Linked DNA regions of Homo sapiens: region 2 is linked to region 1. The links are chromatin loops, found by intact Hi-C in ENCODE. Cell type or tissue: endothelial cell of umbilical vein. All regions are shown on one strand.

Region 1 (8,000 bases):
CCGTAGTTAGCCATGTGCTCTCCCCACCGGGGCCTTCGATGACCTCGGGCCCAGGAGGCCCACCTCACACTGCCTCCCTAACCCCAGCCAGCGTCTGTCCCCTGGTCAGCTGAAATCATCCCTAGCTCAAAGAGGAGGCTGTACCTGTACCATCCCACAGGGCCACCCTCAGCCACATGTGCCAACTGAGGACTCGACGGGAGGCCAGTCCCAGCCGAGAGGTGCTATATAGGTGAACTACACACCAGATTTTGAAGGTTCTGTAGGGCGCAAGGTAACTTCTTGTATTGATTATATGCTAAAATGATCAAACACTGGATATACTAGGTTAAATAAAGCATATTAAAATAAACTTCAGATTCACTTATTTCTTCTTACTTTTTCTCATGTACCTGCCCCTGCAAAATGGAAATCACATTGTGGTTGGCACTGTGTTTCCATTTGACAGGGCTTCCCAGACCACGTGGGATGCCCCTGCCATCTGGCTCCTTAGTTGCTACATCATGAGCTTATGGACAGTAGGGACCACTCCCGTCTTGCCCATAACCTGGCAAATATCAAATGTTCAAAAAGTATTTGATGAATGAATTACTGAATGATTCTAACAAATCTCATGAATGGTAAAAAGTTTCATGGAGGTTAAGTAATTGGGCAAGGTAATATAACCAGTGAGCAGTAAAGGGGAAGCCACATTGTCTGTGGGCTCCAAATCCCATTATGATAACTACATACATATGCCCTGCCCTACACAGAGCAGAGGAGATTAGAAAAAGCATGCACACAGAGATCTCACCAGAGAGCAAAGCAACCCAAACAGTCTCAATGCACGCACGGTGAGTGGACAGCACCACCCTGGATGTGAAGAGGCATAAAGAACAACCCAGGGCTGCCCTCAGGATCCTGACATCTATTACGGAAGTTCAAAGGTGCATATGGTCTGTGAAGGCAATTCAGACATGGACTAGAGGTTCTACTGGAGAAATGAAAAGGATTACTCACTTTCCTCCTGATTAAAGAAAGAAAAAGGTTTATGCAGACAAACAGCCATGTGTCAATTTTAGTCTTAAAGACTTAAACCAAGAATGGCTAAAAGGTACCTGGGACAGTTTGCAGTTTGCACTGCCCTACCCCATGGTGATGGCAGATGGCATCTGCAACACCTGAGCCTCCGAAGCCTTCTCAACACAGCACTCCACGCAGTCTCTGCTACGGATGAGAACGGGCATGGAAAATGCACCCTACATCTGGCCCTGATCTCCAGAAACATTCCATGTGCACGTTTCATTACGAGCAGCACAAATATTTCCTTATACTGCTATTACTACCACCGCCACTTTGATGACGATGACAAGGACCGCTACCACTGCTACTGGCAATAACTCCTTACTACAAATAATTTAATTTCTTGGAAATTTGAATACCATCCCGAACTGATTAGAAGTTAGAAGACAAACTGTGCTTCTGGAAAACAAAGTGCATCGAATCAGAGTCATGGTCCCGGGCTGCACGTGCACGGAGCCATGGATGAATGGAGCCATGGATGAACACCCAGGACAGCAGGGCCCCTGAGTGGTCTAATGCACTCCTGCAGTTTCCTTTCTGAGACACTCACTCGCCAGGTGCTAAGCCATCCGGTAGTACAAGCTGAAGGAGGCACTCCTGGTTTTGATCTCTGACGAAAAGAATGAGCTCAAGCAAAGGTGCCCAGGACACTCAGGAACCCCACGGGGCAGGGTCCCCAATGGTTCTCTTCCTCCCAAATGGGACTTTTTAACTCATGTTACATCTAACATGTCAGAGAGATCTTTTCTACAGATGTTAATGTTTCATTTAAGGAAATGCCAAGTTACTGGAACTAGTGACCAGATGGAGGTAAGATACAGATATGCACAGAGAAGGTGAAGGGTCATGCCCAGAATCAATCCCCTGATAAGCAGGAATCAGGGTACCTACCAGTCCCCCAGGGACACAGTGGGTCTTTCTACAGACAAGCAGTCAGTTCAACTGCCTGGACCTTCCTGGAACTAAGGAGAGGGAAGAGAGCTGTCAGCATGCGCTCCCTGCAAATCACAGGCAGAGGCTGCCCTGCTAAACATAGGTAGTGCATGTGGGTGACAGAGGTGACAGTTAACGTGGGACAGCTTGGATGTGTTTCATTTCCACCAAATGTCCTCTACGAAAGCCTTCTCTGTTCCAACTTAGAGGCTGTAACAGAGATTGCATGCTGTTGCTATCAACAAGAGTGTGTTCCCTGATGAGGGAGTAGATTTCAATGGTGCCTGTGACACCTTTACCAGTTGCAAAAATCTGGATGAAAGGCACAGCAGTGGTCAAAACGGCACTTCTGGAAATGACCACATAGAACAGACCACACCTTATTTCACTCCCAAGTTCCCAAGTGCCAATTACCATTTAAAGAAGAGGATGAAGTGATGTTGAACAAATCCTCTGATTCATCACATTTAAAAAAACTACTCAAATGGTCCCCTATAGAAGTTGATTGTTAATCAGGACAATCGAATGATGAACCACTGCAAATATTGTATCAGCAAGCTAAAAATGGCCTTGTTTCAATGGAAGACTCACACAGTACATACTATATATAAAGTATTGCATTTCATGCCCCATTTCCTGTAACATATTAGTGGGCTCAGTCATCAAGTAACAATTGTCTCCTTGCCTGGTTCAGATATTGTGGTGGTAAGAGGAGGGGTGTCTGCAGTGGGAGAACAGCCCTTGGAGGCTGACGGCCGTACACAGGGAGAGATTTGGTACTATTTGTTTTATGGGCCCCATCAACAATATTAAATAATTGCACATCTCCGTTTTGGCAAATAATGCAGTCTTGGTAAATATTTATTTTTATACATGCTAATTGAACCATCATTTGGCATGTTGTTCTTCCTTTAATTATTTAAGATTACTCAAAAAAGAACGGCTGAATAGCAGAATCTTCCTGCAATTATTTGATTAATTTACTTCACTATTAAAATGTCAGAAACATTTATTACAAAAAAACAGAATCTGTACTACTGCCACTTCTCTGTAAAGCAAAACATTGTACTGTCTTTAATTGTGAGCTGTTTGGAATCTCAGTCAGTTGCTGTATTTTTGAGAAATTCCACAAATGAGAATAAGATTCACAAGGACAATACTGGATTTGTTAGACTCCTGTTAACACTATCCTAGATACCATTAATAAAATACGTATCTGTGATGTGAGACTGGAAGGTATGGGGAGACAGTGGTGACTAGAAAGCTGCGCAGTTAGAAAAAGGTAATCCTCATATTCAATCCATAAGCCATCTCCTTGAGGCAAAAAAAAAAGGTAATTATAATTATGGTTTCAAGTTAGAACAGTTAAAGGAAATACCGAACGCACTTACGTAATGACTTCCAGCAGAGCTCAGCATTATTATCTTCCTTTTTGCCTTGAGTGCTAGGATGCTCAGAGATAAAGTTATATTTTTTATTTCTCAGTGTATGTTTTCTGGTATGCCCTTTCCTTTGTTGCTTGACAACTATCTTTTCACTGTTTTAATGAGTATTTGTGTTTCTTTCAGTGTAAGATACAAGTTAAAAGGAGGAGGAGGAGGAGAAGAAGAAAACAAACTGAGATGAAGGTTTAGCCCCTAAACTTAGCATTACTGAGGACAGAAGAAAGCAATTATGAGACTGGGCTGGGAGGGGAAGGTAACCCATGGGGATGGTGATCCCAGCCTAGTTCCTTTACAAGAGACATTCGCAGTGGCCATACAACCTCTGCTTGCTGGTGGAAGGCGCTGCGCACAGCCAAGAACTGAGTTGTCCTAGAATCAGAGCTGTTTGTTGCCTCTTGCTGGCGAAAGAGGAGCAGCTCCAGGGCGGAGGCATTTCAGAGCCTTTTGAACTGTACACAGTGCTGTGAAGGGCAGGCAACGGCTTTTCAGACAATAGTTCAGAACTTATTCAGCAAAGCTCGATTTTTTCCTTCAAAGGTTGAAATTTGTTCTACAGATAAAAGTAATGCCTTCGGGAAAATAACTCTAAGGCCTTCCGGACAAATGCGAGTCTCTCTGAGCATTGAGTTACTATTGTGTTAAGGTATAGTCAGCTATGGAAATACAGTTAGAAAAGGGAAGCAGGAACTTTAAAAAAAAAAAAAACTGCTCAGAAAAAATAAGAAACTAGAAGGCCTCATACCAATTAGTCGTTCCTATCTGAAAGCTGCAGATCCAAAATAGTGTGTCGTTTTTAGAGGTAATATGCTCCCATTTTGAAAGGGGATGGAACAAAAGGCGGGGGGGGGGGGGGAGGTTGTGGGGGGAGAGTTGCAGATTTCAGGATGGGGGTTCTCACCGGGCCAGTAATGGCCATTTCCCCACAACAACAGTGAATGGTTCTCTGGCCTTAGCAAACAATTCCTTCCATTTAACTTCTCTGACAACTTCTTATGGGTGGAGAGGGAGTTAACAAAAGAAACAATATGTATTAAAAAAAAAATGCAAGGTGCCCAGAGTACGGCTAATGGAATTTGATGCTGGCTTTAATTTTAATGAAGAAAGTTGCCAGTAGCAACAAAACTGTCAGCAGCCGCCGAGCACCATTAATAAAGATCGAGACAACATTAGTGCCCGGCACCAGTACAAAGGGTTCCCCTTGCTTCATGCTGTGCTAAATTGGCTGCCCAATTTTTCTTAAGTGTCCATTCTATTTAGAAGACAATTTATTAATTTTTGCCATTCATTGTCAGTTGACAGGCCATCATTTTGTAGCCAGAATTTTAGATGAAAACTAATTGAAAAGACTGGCAGTATTTATGAGGGGTATTATTTGTCAATTACAGTGGCAAATACTCCTTGCTACCACCAACTTTGATGCCCCTGATCTCTGGGTGTGAGCACTGTTACTGCTGGCATTAAAATATGAGTAAGCCTCTCCCTGCTCATCAATTTCACAGGCATGTAGAGAAACCACCTTTCATGTTCTAGGGACCTTTCATGGTAGACGGATACATTATAACTTTTGACAAAGAGGAAGTACACATCAATTAATAATCACAGACAATCATGCATACAAAATATAATTCATTGTGAACTAGTTCATATTTTTTTTTATCATCTCTCAGTAACAGTTATTAGTTAAAAGGTCTGTTTCCTAAATTCTGTATGGTTTTAAAACATTTTCCCCCTAACCTACTGCATCTTAAACTCAAACATGTACAAACAGGATATATACGTTCTGCCCATCAATTTGCCAACTTGAAAGCTCAATGTCTTATCTTAAATAAAACAGGCTGACATTTTTATAAGTAAAAATGTTTTTAATCAGTAAGCAGCCCTTAGAAACTGTGCAACTAAAAAGTTTGATAAATATACTTCTCTAAAAATGTTATGTTCATGTTCTATAGCATTATTCTTACATTTTTTAACTAACGCTACCAAAACCGTTGATAAAATGCATCTTAGCAATGAATACTAATCTGCTTACTAACTAAAGAAAAATTTACTGAATTACGATTTTATACGCCCAACTTAACTTCCTTTATGTGGTAATGTTGATGATGGAATTCATTAAAGATTGCTATATAGTCTGGATTATGTTCAATTTGAATTTATACAAAGTTAGAGATTTTAGCAATTAAGATACACATTCTCCCGAAGTGGTGATACTAAATTAAATGCTGTACCGTCATGGTGTATCTCATAAACTCTCCAGTCCTGTACCAGAAAAATGAAAATCCCCCAAGATCACCCAGGAAGCAGCCCTGGGTATAAGCCTCACACTCCCAACATGGGCAGACAGTGTGGCAAAAAACATGGCACAGGGCGATAGGCCTGCTTCTGCAGGCTCTGGTTCTTCCAGCGCTTTTACTGGAAAACTCTTTATACCCAGTCAATTCCCAAATGACGACTGTACTACATTCTTGCAAATCAGTTACATAAGAATGCTTATTATTAGCTGCTTCCAGTCTTTCCTCATCACTAGTTGACTTTGAATTTGCTGCTATACAAAAGCTAGTTGGCAAACCGAGGAGGTGCTCTTCTGTGTCATTTCTGTTATGGTGTATATGTGGAGAAACAGACAATGTATACATGTGACATGCAATGCATCCATGTTCTTGGTGTATCCACTTCTGCAGGTTCTGTTTAAAAAGGAACAGCTGCAATCAGGGTGGGAAGCTGCTCAACGGACATGCACACACACTGTGAGCAACGGGAGGGTCGGGGTCAGGACCCTGCAAGGCAGGAACCTGTGTCTGAGGTCTCCTTGGGGACGCTCGTCAAAGGATCTACGACAGCGGCCCCCAACCTTTTTGGCACCAGGGACCAGTTTCCTGGAAGACAATTTTTCCACGGATAGGGAGGAGGGATGGTTTTCAGGGTGAAACTGTTCCACCTTAGATCATCGGGCACTAGATTCTCATAAGGAGTGTGCGTCCTAGATCCCTTGCATGTGCCGTTCTCAATAGGGTTCGCACTTCTGTGAGAATCTAATGCCTCCGCTGATCTGACGGGAGGCAGCGCTCAGGCAGTAATGCTCACTCACTCGCCGCTCACCTCTTGCTGTGTGGCCCGGTTCCTAACAGGCCACAGACTGGTACCAGGCTGCCATCTGGGAGTGGATGACTCCTGCTCTAAAGTGTAGCATCTCAGGCTCACCACCTGCGTCTCCATGGAGATCACTTACACAAATCCCGGCCCATTAAATACAGTGTGGCTGAGTGTGTGTGTCTTCATGTTTCCCTACAGCGGCATTCTTTCAGGCACTGGTCTCACATCTACCACGTCCAACCGGACCGCAGCGTGGGAACCAAGCGTGCTCTCAGACACCTGAGCTCACGACAGTGGCTGGCACTTGCAGGAGGCCTTCAGGTCTGAGTGTCAAGCAGGGAACACTGGCTGAAGTTTTGAAATTTCATGACAACTTGGGCAAGGGACATTTATGGTGGTTGTCCTACATCCAACTCCTGTGCTCATGGCCAGGACCTGTGACTCTGCATGGGCAGGTGACCCTTTCCCATCCTGGCCTGTGTACTCTGGGTCAACATGTGGCCTAGGCCAAGGCAATGAGCCCCAGTCACAGGAACTGGTTCAGTACTGGACAGGCAGATGGTCCACACAGAGCTGCTCACGACTGATGAGGACATTAACGGACCTTCGGTTTGAGTCTACTGCTGGCTTAGATGTGGAAAGGACAGGAACCTCAAGGGCCCAAGTTTAAGCACACAGGTCATGAGAATGTACAGATCCTGATGGCAGCCCCAACCCAGAGGGATCGGACTCAGGCTATCCTCCTCATGGTGCTGTTTGGGGTGACACCCCTGCTTCTATGAGTCAGAGAATCCCTTCCTTACTGACACCAAGCGAATCACATTTTCTTATATGGAAAACCCAAACAATTCTGGGTGAATCACTGGGTACAAGAACAAACTAAAGAGAGGAAGCTATAGCTTCAGTGATGCTAACTTGAGATGAACATTTAAAAATATTCTCGGCCGGGTGCGGTGGCTCACGCCTGTAATCCCAGCAATTTGGGAGGCCGAGGCGAGTGGCTCACAAGGTCAGGAGTTCAGGACCAGCCTGGCCAATATGATGAAACCCCGCCTCTACTAAAAATACAAAAATTAGCCAGGTGTGGTGGTAGATGCTTGCAGTTCCAGCTACTCGAGAGGCCGAGGTAGGAGAATCACTTGAACCCAGGAGGCAGAAGTTGCAGTGAGCCGAGATCATGCCATTGCACTCCAGCCTGGGTGACAGAGCGAGACTCCATCTCAAAAGAAAATAATAATAATAATGATAATAATAATATTCTCAGTACTTCTGAGACAAGGCTGACCCCCTGGGAATGCAGTAGCCTCCGTGCATCTAGAGACCTCATAGGGTAAACAAGGCATTTCCTCTAAGGCATGAGCCTCAAGGACGTGTCCCCAATCACCCACTTGTCACTGTCACCCATTTACCAACACCCAGTCTCCAATTCAAACAAATATCCTCTGACTTGAATTCAGTGGAGCTGCT
Region 2 (8,000 bases), 310 kb before region 1:
TTGTTTAAAGTTCCCTTGACGTTCAATTTACAAGTTTGGGGACTTTTTTTGTTCTGCCTTTTGTCCTGGAGAAAGACATCGTGTTGGAAGTGCTTTGAAAAGCCAAACATGAGAGGTTGGCAATGAAAGGGAAGCGGGCGAGATCCCTTTTAATTCCGTCCTGTTGGTGAATGGCTCTTTTACATAATTGCAGGAGCTATTTCAAAGCCAGCCAAGGGCTGACTTCACTTAGAACCACATGGAGTCTATTTTGGGCTTTCAGATTAAAAAAAAAAAAAAGCTGAATAAAATGTTTAAAAAGATGAGGCTTCAATGCTTTCTGCTACTTGCAAATTAGTGTGTCTGATGGGGAATTTTACACAAGCGCCCCTTTGTAAGTGCGTCCTGGGCTCGGGAGGGACTGTTCAGGGTTAGCTGGGTGTGAATCCCAATTGCCCTTCCATAAATAAAACCCATCCCAAGTTATTTCCCAACTATTGCCAGGAGCAAGAGCTGCGGCAATGACCAAACGATCGGGCTTCTCAAAATCCCTGTAAATAAAAACAACTCGGTTGCCCGAGAAACCAGCCTGTCGCCTAGGACTGGGCGACTGGCGGGAGCGCCAGACCCTCGAGGCCCGCAGGATTCCCCGCGTCCTCCGAGACCACGGGTGGCCACACCGTACCCTCTCCACGACCACCCGTTACCTCGACTCTGGCGGCGGCAGCGAAGCGCGCCATTCGCGGTGCTTCCTCCTCCGGATTGGGCTGGGCTGGGCTGGGCAGGCCAGCACAAGTTTGCTGCATGAATATTCATTTACTTGTGCGTTTTCTATTTCACCCTCAACCTTCATACATCTGCATGCAAGCGCAGCCTGGGACAACCCCGAAGCGAGGGGCCAACTTAATTACCATCACTTTTTCGGAATGTCTGAGGTTTTAAGTGGCATCATCTGAACCTGACACTAGCCTAGCACCTGTCGAGTGAAGTGCCCAGGGGCTGAGCTATCTTCATCTAGGGGGGAAGAGGGGAGGGAAGTTCACGAAGTTAACTGGAGTTGGAGGACCCAGCTCTCCCTTCGGGTGCGCCCTTCATTTTTCCTAATTGGAGGGGGGAGGGGACCAAGTTGCAAACATCTGTGCCCGGTGATTTTCCCGCGTAGACTGGGCCGAGCTGAGTCACGGAGGACTCTGCAGTTTGAGGCTGTTACGAGCTAAGCAGGTAGGAATCCGGAGGATGGATAAGCCATGCATCTATCGCTCCTGTCCATAAATCTATCCGAGGAGCCGAGGAAAAACTCTAAAGGCTTTTATTATCCGCAGTCCCCACGCTCTGAACGCTTTGCAGGTAGCTGAGGTGCCCCGAATGCATCTTGTTAATCACGCCGAAACACAAGGATCCTTTTATGACACGAACAGTCGTTTTCTAAGCAGCTAAGCATTAGATGAGAAAGTATTACTGCATTGCATTTGCGAAAAAGGCACTAGTAAATAAAATTCATATTGATGGGAATTATCTGAACTCACTAATAAAAGATTAGTATTATAACCCCTGCAGTCAATACTTGCTATGGCAATTTATGGATGCAAATAACATGCCATCAAATTATTTCAAGTGCAGCTATAATTCGACGGACCTAAATCTTCTTGCTGAACTTTAAATGTAGAATAATCACCAAAATAATCAAAGGAATCCCTGCCTCTCAGAGGGTAATCAGGCGACAAAAGTCCCTAGAACAATATTTTTGCGGCGAAATAGCAAAGTGCATGGCAAACCTGCCTAGGTAAAATGAATAACAGCTTCCCCCGGCATGTCAGTGGCAAGCCGGAAGGGCCCCGGCTGTAGCCACGTAAATCAAGGAAGGAATGGAGCGTTTCTTAGTATTCAAAAAACAGGGTAATGGCACCCAAGGCTGTGTCACTGTAACTATCTCATAATGAGGGGGAGTATTTATTATGCTCATAAAGATATCAGCCTTTTGCCCTGGGCTTCGATTTTTTTTTTCTTTTTCTTCTTTTCTGGGAGTGAAGAAGGAGGGATAGAGCCTGGAGATCCCACAGACACCTCCTTCTCCATGGATCCCAAAGGGAATTCATTTCCCCTCACACTGCCTAAGCCACCTCGGGGTCTGGGCGTGAAGTCAGGGGAGGCAATCCAGGCAGCGTCCTAATGAATTCCTTTCAAACCGCCTGCTGCCGGAGCGATCTATTACTGCGGCCTGGAGTGGGGAAACGCGATCGAGACGTCTTTGTCCGGGTGGTGGTAGGGAGGGAGGAGGCGAGGAGGAGGAGAGGGCTGGCGGCGGACCAGCGAGTTTTCCCAGCGTCCCGGGGCGCCAAGGACACACCCTCCCCTCTTTCCTCCAGGTCTGCTGGGTGGGCAGTGGGTCTCCGGCGGGACTCCTGGCAGAGGAGCTGATCTGGGATTAAGACGTCCCCCGGGGGGCCTTGGGGCTAGAGCGAGAGAAAGAGGAAGAACGCGAAAAAAGAGCTTCAAAGAATCGGGTCGATAAATTCATAAAGATCGATTTATCTTTATCTCCCAATTAAATGTGCTTGTAAGTGATACATAACACACGTCCAACACGGGCCAACTCCCCAACCACTAGCTCCTCGGCGTGAGCTGATTTTTAATGACCGAACTAACAATGCCCTTCTTTCCTTCTCCCCAACCCGGTGCTGTTGGCGGTTCAGGGCTGACGTCTAGACCCGGGAAGTTGAAGCCCGGGCCTTGGAGACTCGAGGAAGCCCCGCTCGCGCTGGTGCGCTCTGCACGGTCTGCCGTTGTCAAGAAGTGATTCCATTTTTAAAGGGAAGACAAGAGCTGAAAGTTTTTTGTTTGAAAATGGAAGAGGGGATAAGTACGTCCCTAGTTTCCCTCCACCCCAAAATTCCCTTACTTTCAAATTTGGGGGTCTTTACCGTTGTCGAGAACAGGGGAAACATCCTGAGGGGATCGGCTCCATCCTGCAGTTAGCAAAGAGGAACCGCGCGCCCTCGAGTCCTCGCGCTGGAAACCGGGCGGCGGCGCCAGGGTGAGCACTCCTTGCGTTCGCAACGTGCTTAATTAGCGCCTATTTACAAAACGCAGCTTTTATTTGAGCAAACATCATAAAGCTTTCATCAGGATAATCTCACGTTATACAATCTGGAGGCACAGCAACTCCCCCCTTCCTCCCCGAGGATGGAGCAGATAAAGGACTCTCTTTATTATCATAATTATCGTGGTTGTTATTTTGGTGCGCGCTGGCAAAGTGTGTAAATAGGTGCGATGATTAAGAATGTCATGAAAAATGAGAGACGGGATCGCTCACGGGAGGGCCCAGCCCGGGATGGGGGAAGCAGCAGCCTCCCCGCCCCACCCGGTGCGCGGACCTACAGCGAGCAACCCGGCGGGTTTCTGGCGGCGGGCAGGCGCTGCCAGCTCCCAGCCTTCGCCCCGGGGGTGGCTCCGGAGGGGCAGGACCCTGCCCCCAACTCCAGGACCCTCGCCCGGACCCCAGGCGCAGCCGGAGCACCCAGCGCTGGAGTGAGCCGCAGGCAGGTTGGTTCCATGGCAAATACAGTAAAAGAAATAAAGCGCCCCCGGCCCAGCCGTGGGGGTGCGGGCCCCGGAGGCTACCCTTCGAGGTGGCCTCGACAAGGCTGCAGGGCCCCAAGGTCCGAGCCTTGGAGGTGCCATCCGCCCGTCTCAAGTTTGCGCGGCACGGGCTAGGCATGCAGGCTCCGGCTCCCCGGCCCGCGCGCTCCGACGGTGGCGCCCGCAGCCCGCTCGAGGCCAGCTTGGGTGGAAAGGGCGGGGCCCCGCTTTCGCCCCACCCCCGCCCCGCTCAGCCAATGGCCAGAGGCGCCCAGCCCCACGTGAGGCGAGCCGGGCCAGGCGGCAGGCAAAATGTGAATGAGAAAGAGGAGCGCGATTTAAAGGTGCTGGCTGCGCCCGCCGGAGATAAGTACGCCGGCTTCGCGCGCTCCCCAGCGGCCCGCGGGAGGCGACGGACGGCGGGACGGACGGACGGACGGCAGCTTACCGGGGCCGAGGGCCAAACCCGCGAAGCGCGCGGGCTCCGACGGGCAAGCGGCGGACGGGGGCTCCGGCGAGCCCTCGGGGCCCGGGCGCCCTCTCCACTCCGGGGCGCACGGCCTCACCCCGCACACCCCCTGCACCCGCCCGGCATGCAGCGGGCCCAGGACTGAGGGGCGGAGGCGTCTGCTCTCCGGGTCCCGCTCGGCCCCTGCCCGGCGCTCCCGGCGGTGCTCCCGGCGTCCGGCGGGCTTCCCGGCGGCGGCGCGGCGCGGGGACTTTTCGCCTCTCGCTGGCCTCTACCGAGCGCGTCTATGAGCGCAGCGTTCCCGCCGTCGCTGATGATGATGCAGCGCCCGCTGGGGAGTAGCACCGCCTTCAGCATAGACTCGCTGATCGGCAGCCCGCCGCAGCCCAGCCCCGGCCATTTCGTCTACACCGGCTACCCCATGTTCATGCCCTACCGGCCGGTAGTGCTGCCGCCGCCGCCGCCGCCGCCGCCCGCGCTGCCCCAGGCCGCGCTGCAGCCAGCGCTGCCGCCCGCACACCCTCACCACCAGATCCCCAGCCTGCCCACAGGCTTCTGCTCCAGCCTGGCGCAGGGCATGGCGCTCACCTCTACGCTCATGGCCACGCTCCCCGGCGGCTTCTCCGCGTCGCCCCAGCACCAGGAGGCGGCAGCGGCCCGCAAGTTCGCGCCGCAGCCGCTGCCCGGCGGCGGTAACTTCGACAAGGCGGAGGCGCTGCAGGCTGACGCGGAGGACGGCAAAGGCTTCCTGGCCAAAGAGGGCTCGCTGCTCGCCTTCTCCGCGGCCGAGACGGTGCAGGCTTCGCTCGGTGAGTCGGCGGCGCGCGCAGCCGGGACGAGGGGGCGGGAGGAGGCGGGGGCGGGCCAGCGCCGGGTTCCCGCGGGAGACCAAGGGGGCGAGGCCGCGCCCCCGCTCGACCCCCGCGGGAGGAGCTGGAGGATGAGGCCCGGCTGTGCCGCTGGGCCTCCGGGGGACATTCAGAGCCACCCAACAAGCGGGGTCTCGGGAGGGGGGGCGTTTAGCGCCCGGCGACCAGCTGCTGCCCTGGGCCACATATCTATCTGACGATGCGTTTGGCCGAGGCCGCCTCTGCCGCTCCGCGGTGACCTGGGGTTCCGGGTAGGTTGCAGCCTCTAGGGGAGACGGGTTGGGCTGCGCGTCTCAGCCGTGCGTGTGCCCAGGGGCGCCCAGACTTTTTAAACCCCTTCGCTGGTCTTGCTACTTGTCTGGGAGAAACGGACTGCTGGGAGGCTGTGCCTGTGTGTTTGTGTTGGGGGTGTCTGGTGGGAACTTATAAGGCCACAAAACATCCCTTTGACCAACGTTGTCTGTCTCAAAAAAGATGGTCTGGGATCTGCACGTCCCTACGCCTCCACTCCGGTTAGGAAGCAATTGAGGTTCACTACATTTTCATGGTGGCGGTGGGGGGAGGATGAATCGTGAATCCCCCCATCAGTCCTCAACCAGTCCCCACCCCAGGGACAAAGCGGGCAATCTCTTGGGCCTCGCGCCTCCTGCTACTTCTCCTGACGCTGCCGAGGCTGGGAGGGTGCGGGGGAGGCATGGCGGCCCTTTGAGTGATGGTTCTGGGCAAAGGGCCGTCGCCTGTACTGCCTCCTCTCCTTTGAGCTTTCTCACGCTCCCCCCACCCCTCCTCTACCCCTCAAAGGCCAGGAAATCACAATGTGTTAATGTCATAGAAAGACAATCCGCTAAAGGGTGGGGGGCGGGGGGCGCGGAATGTCCAAATGACGGTGGGAAGGAGAAAGGAAGGCCAGTGTGCGAAATGTAATAAAATGCCGTTTGGTTTTGCTTTCAGTCGGGGCTGTCCGAGGGCAAGGGAAAGACGAGTCAAAGGTGGAAGACGACCCGAAGGGCAAGGAGGAGAGCTTCTCGCTGGAGAGCGATGTGGACTACAGCTCGGATGACAATCTGACTGGCCAGGCAGCTCACAAGGAGGAAGACCCGGGCCACGCGCTGGAGGAGACCCCGCCGAGCAGCGGCGCCGCGGGCAGCACCACGTCTACGGGCAAGAACCGGCGGCGGCGGACTGCCTTCACCAGCGAGCAGCTGCTGGAGCTAGAGAAGGAGTTCCACTGCAAAAAGTACCTCTCCTTGACCGAGCGCTCGCAGATCGCCCACGCCCTCAAACTCAGCGAGGTGCAGGTGAAAATCTGGTTCCAGAACCGACGGGCCAAGTGGAAACGGGTGAAGGCAGGCAATGCCAATTCCAAGACAGGGGAGCCCTCCCGGAACCCTAAGATCGTCGTCCCCATCCCTGTCCACGTCAGCAGGTTCGCTATCAGAAGTCAGCATCAGCAGCTAGAACAGGCCCGGCCCTGAGGGTCCAGAAGGGCCAGGGCCTGGCACCCACCTGGAGAAGCCCCCGCACCCGAGGGAACCCATGGTGGACTCCACTGTGTTTGAAGCAACAAAGTCACAGCCCAGCTGTGGCCATCCCAAGCAAATTGAGAATATATTCACTAAATGGGCTTAAAAGACTGCTTTTGAAGGGGCTTACAGCCACACCAGAAGACACGCTAAATATTTATTATACTATCCTACTTTGTACATAAATATCTCTATAGACTGGATCTCAGCTGCAGTATTTTGAAAGTTATAGGACTTAATTACCCAGTAATTTCTCCACTCATTCCAGAAGAAAACAAAACCTCTGCTGTAATCTGCGCGGTTAGCAGCCACCTTTCCATACTTTTCCAAAGGTAAACGTGAAACCCAAGAACAAGCACTGGGGTTTAAACTGATTTTGGTTTGCGTTCTGGCTTTTTGAGTTGACTGAAAAGCAGACATTGTTAGGCAGCCTGGAAATTCGCTTTGCTTTGCTTTGCTTTTGCCTGGCTTTGGTTTCCCCTGGGGTTGCCTATCCTATCTGAGCCATGTGAAGCACGTCTCCGTTGTGTTAATTTATTTCAATGTAGCTTATTTTCTTATAAGTTATGACATTTAAACAATTTCAGTCTTGTGAATAATAAAAAGGAGAGAGGGGGGGAAAAAGACCAATCCCTGGGCCTCATAAGTGTGTCCAGAATTTGACCGTCCCGGGCACTGCCAGGGTGTGGCCGGGCAACTGGTCTGGGACCAGTACTGGAGAAACGTCCCCTGAAACAGGTCTCCTTAGGCATCCTGGACTTGAGCCACCCAGCACTTTGCCAGGTTTAAAATAGGAGGGCAAGAGGGCCGATAGGATTACGAATTTAAGAAAACCTAATTCTCACCTTAGAAATCTATCTCCCCCTTTTGCACAGCCTAATCGATACCTAGTAGGCCGGCAAACTTCGGCCAGAGGAGGAGGTGGGTGCCCGGAGGAGGCAAGCGAGTGCGGGTATTGGTGGCTTTGCACAAACTCCTGATGCTCCAAATCGACTACAGCCAGGGAGGAAACGTCTTTCCTTTACAAATATCTCCGGCCCGAAAAGAAGCGGTGCTCGCCTGCCGGCAGAGTGGAGGGTCCATAAATCAGGCTCCGGGCGTTATCTGGCGACAGGAGCAAAAACCCAGCGAGCCCAGCCGGCTTCCCGGCAGCCCTCAGTCGGAGGCGGAGGCTGGCTGGAGCGCCCCCGGCCCCGGCACCTCCCCCTCCGGGCGGGGTCGAGGGGGCGGGACCCGGGCACCGCCCCACCCCAAGGACGCCCCGGTAGTCCGCACCACAAAGGGGGAAAACGGGAGAGGCTACGCAGGGGAGCTGGGAGTCGGTCTGCAAGGGACGGGGAGCTGCGCGCCTCCCCATCTCGGTGGGGCGTGCCTGGTCCCCAAGCCCACTCCTGTCCCAACCCCGGCCCTGCGCTCAGAGCCCTGTCCGCTCGCTGCCGGACCCCGAAGCGCGCCGCCAGATACTGCGGCGGACAGGCCCAGGGGCGTTCAGCGGGCCAGCGAGTGTGAGCGTGGTGCCACCAAGCCAGCAGCCCGAAGCGCGAGAGAAGCCGGGGCTTCGCCAGCCTCAGCCTTTCGAGT

What was found. A loop is a pair of places that touch in the nucleus more often than their neighbours do. Peaks named below come from ENCODE experiments on the same cell type or tissue, not always from the same donor. Only the 100,000 strongest peaks of a DNase experiment are listed, where the experiment ranks them.
Region 2: a loop joins it to region 1, with 5 times the contacts of the local background. A loop is called at or near these places in 2 of 110 quality-filtered maps.

What each region holds. Positions count from the first base shown.
Region 1 is chr2:235,855,687-235,863,686 of GRCh38, reverse strand. The region is part of intron 9 of AGAP1 (ArfGAP with GTPase domain, ankyrin repeat and PH domain 1); the gene reads right to left. Among named protein-coding and RNA genes, the nearest start is that of GBX2-AS1, 310 kb to the left of the region's middle. RefSeq lists an enhancer at 7,852-8,000. In endothelial cell of umbilical vein, no CTCF peak of the experiment used is centred here; DNase peaks (open chromatin) are centred at 2,606, 3,426 and 3,926; H3K27ac peaks cover 2,901 bases.
Region 2 is chr2:236,164,285-236,172,284 of GRCh38, reverse strand. It overlaps GBX2 (gastrulation brain homeobox 2), which reads left to right and starts at 3,899. Exons shown (of 2, transcript NM_001485.4): 1 at 3,899-4,836; 2 at 5,848-7,049. The coding sequence starts at 4,314. The coding sequence ends at 6,371. It overlaps GBX2-AS1 (GBX2 and ASB18 antisense RNA 1), which reads right to left and starts at 4,843. Exons shown (of 2, transcript NR_186035.1): 1 at 4,616-4,843. LOC124906126 (a long non-coding RNA gene) reads right to left here and starts at 3,259. Exons shown (of 2, transcript XR_007088136.1): 1 at 2,901-3,259; 2 at 2,489-2,756. RefSeq lists enhancers at 4,768-5,720, 7,883-8,000. In endothelial cell of umbilical vein, a CTCF peak has its summit at 4,673 (motif pointing right); DNase peaks (open chromatin) are centred at 3,814, 4,684, 7,604 and 7,764; H3K4me3 peaks cover 3,458 bases; H3K27ac peaks cover 834 bases; H3K27me3 peaks cover 300 bases.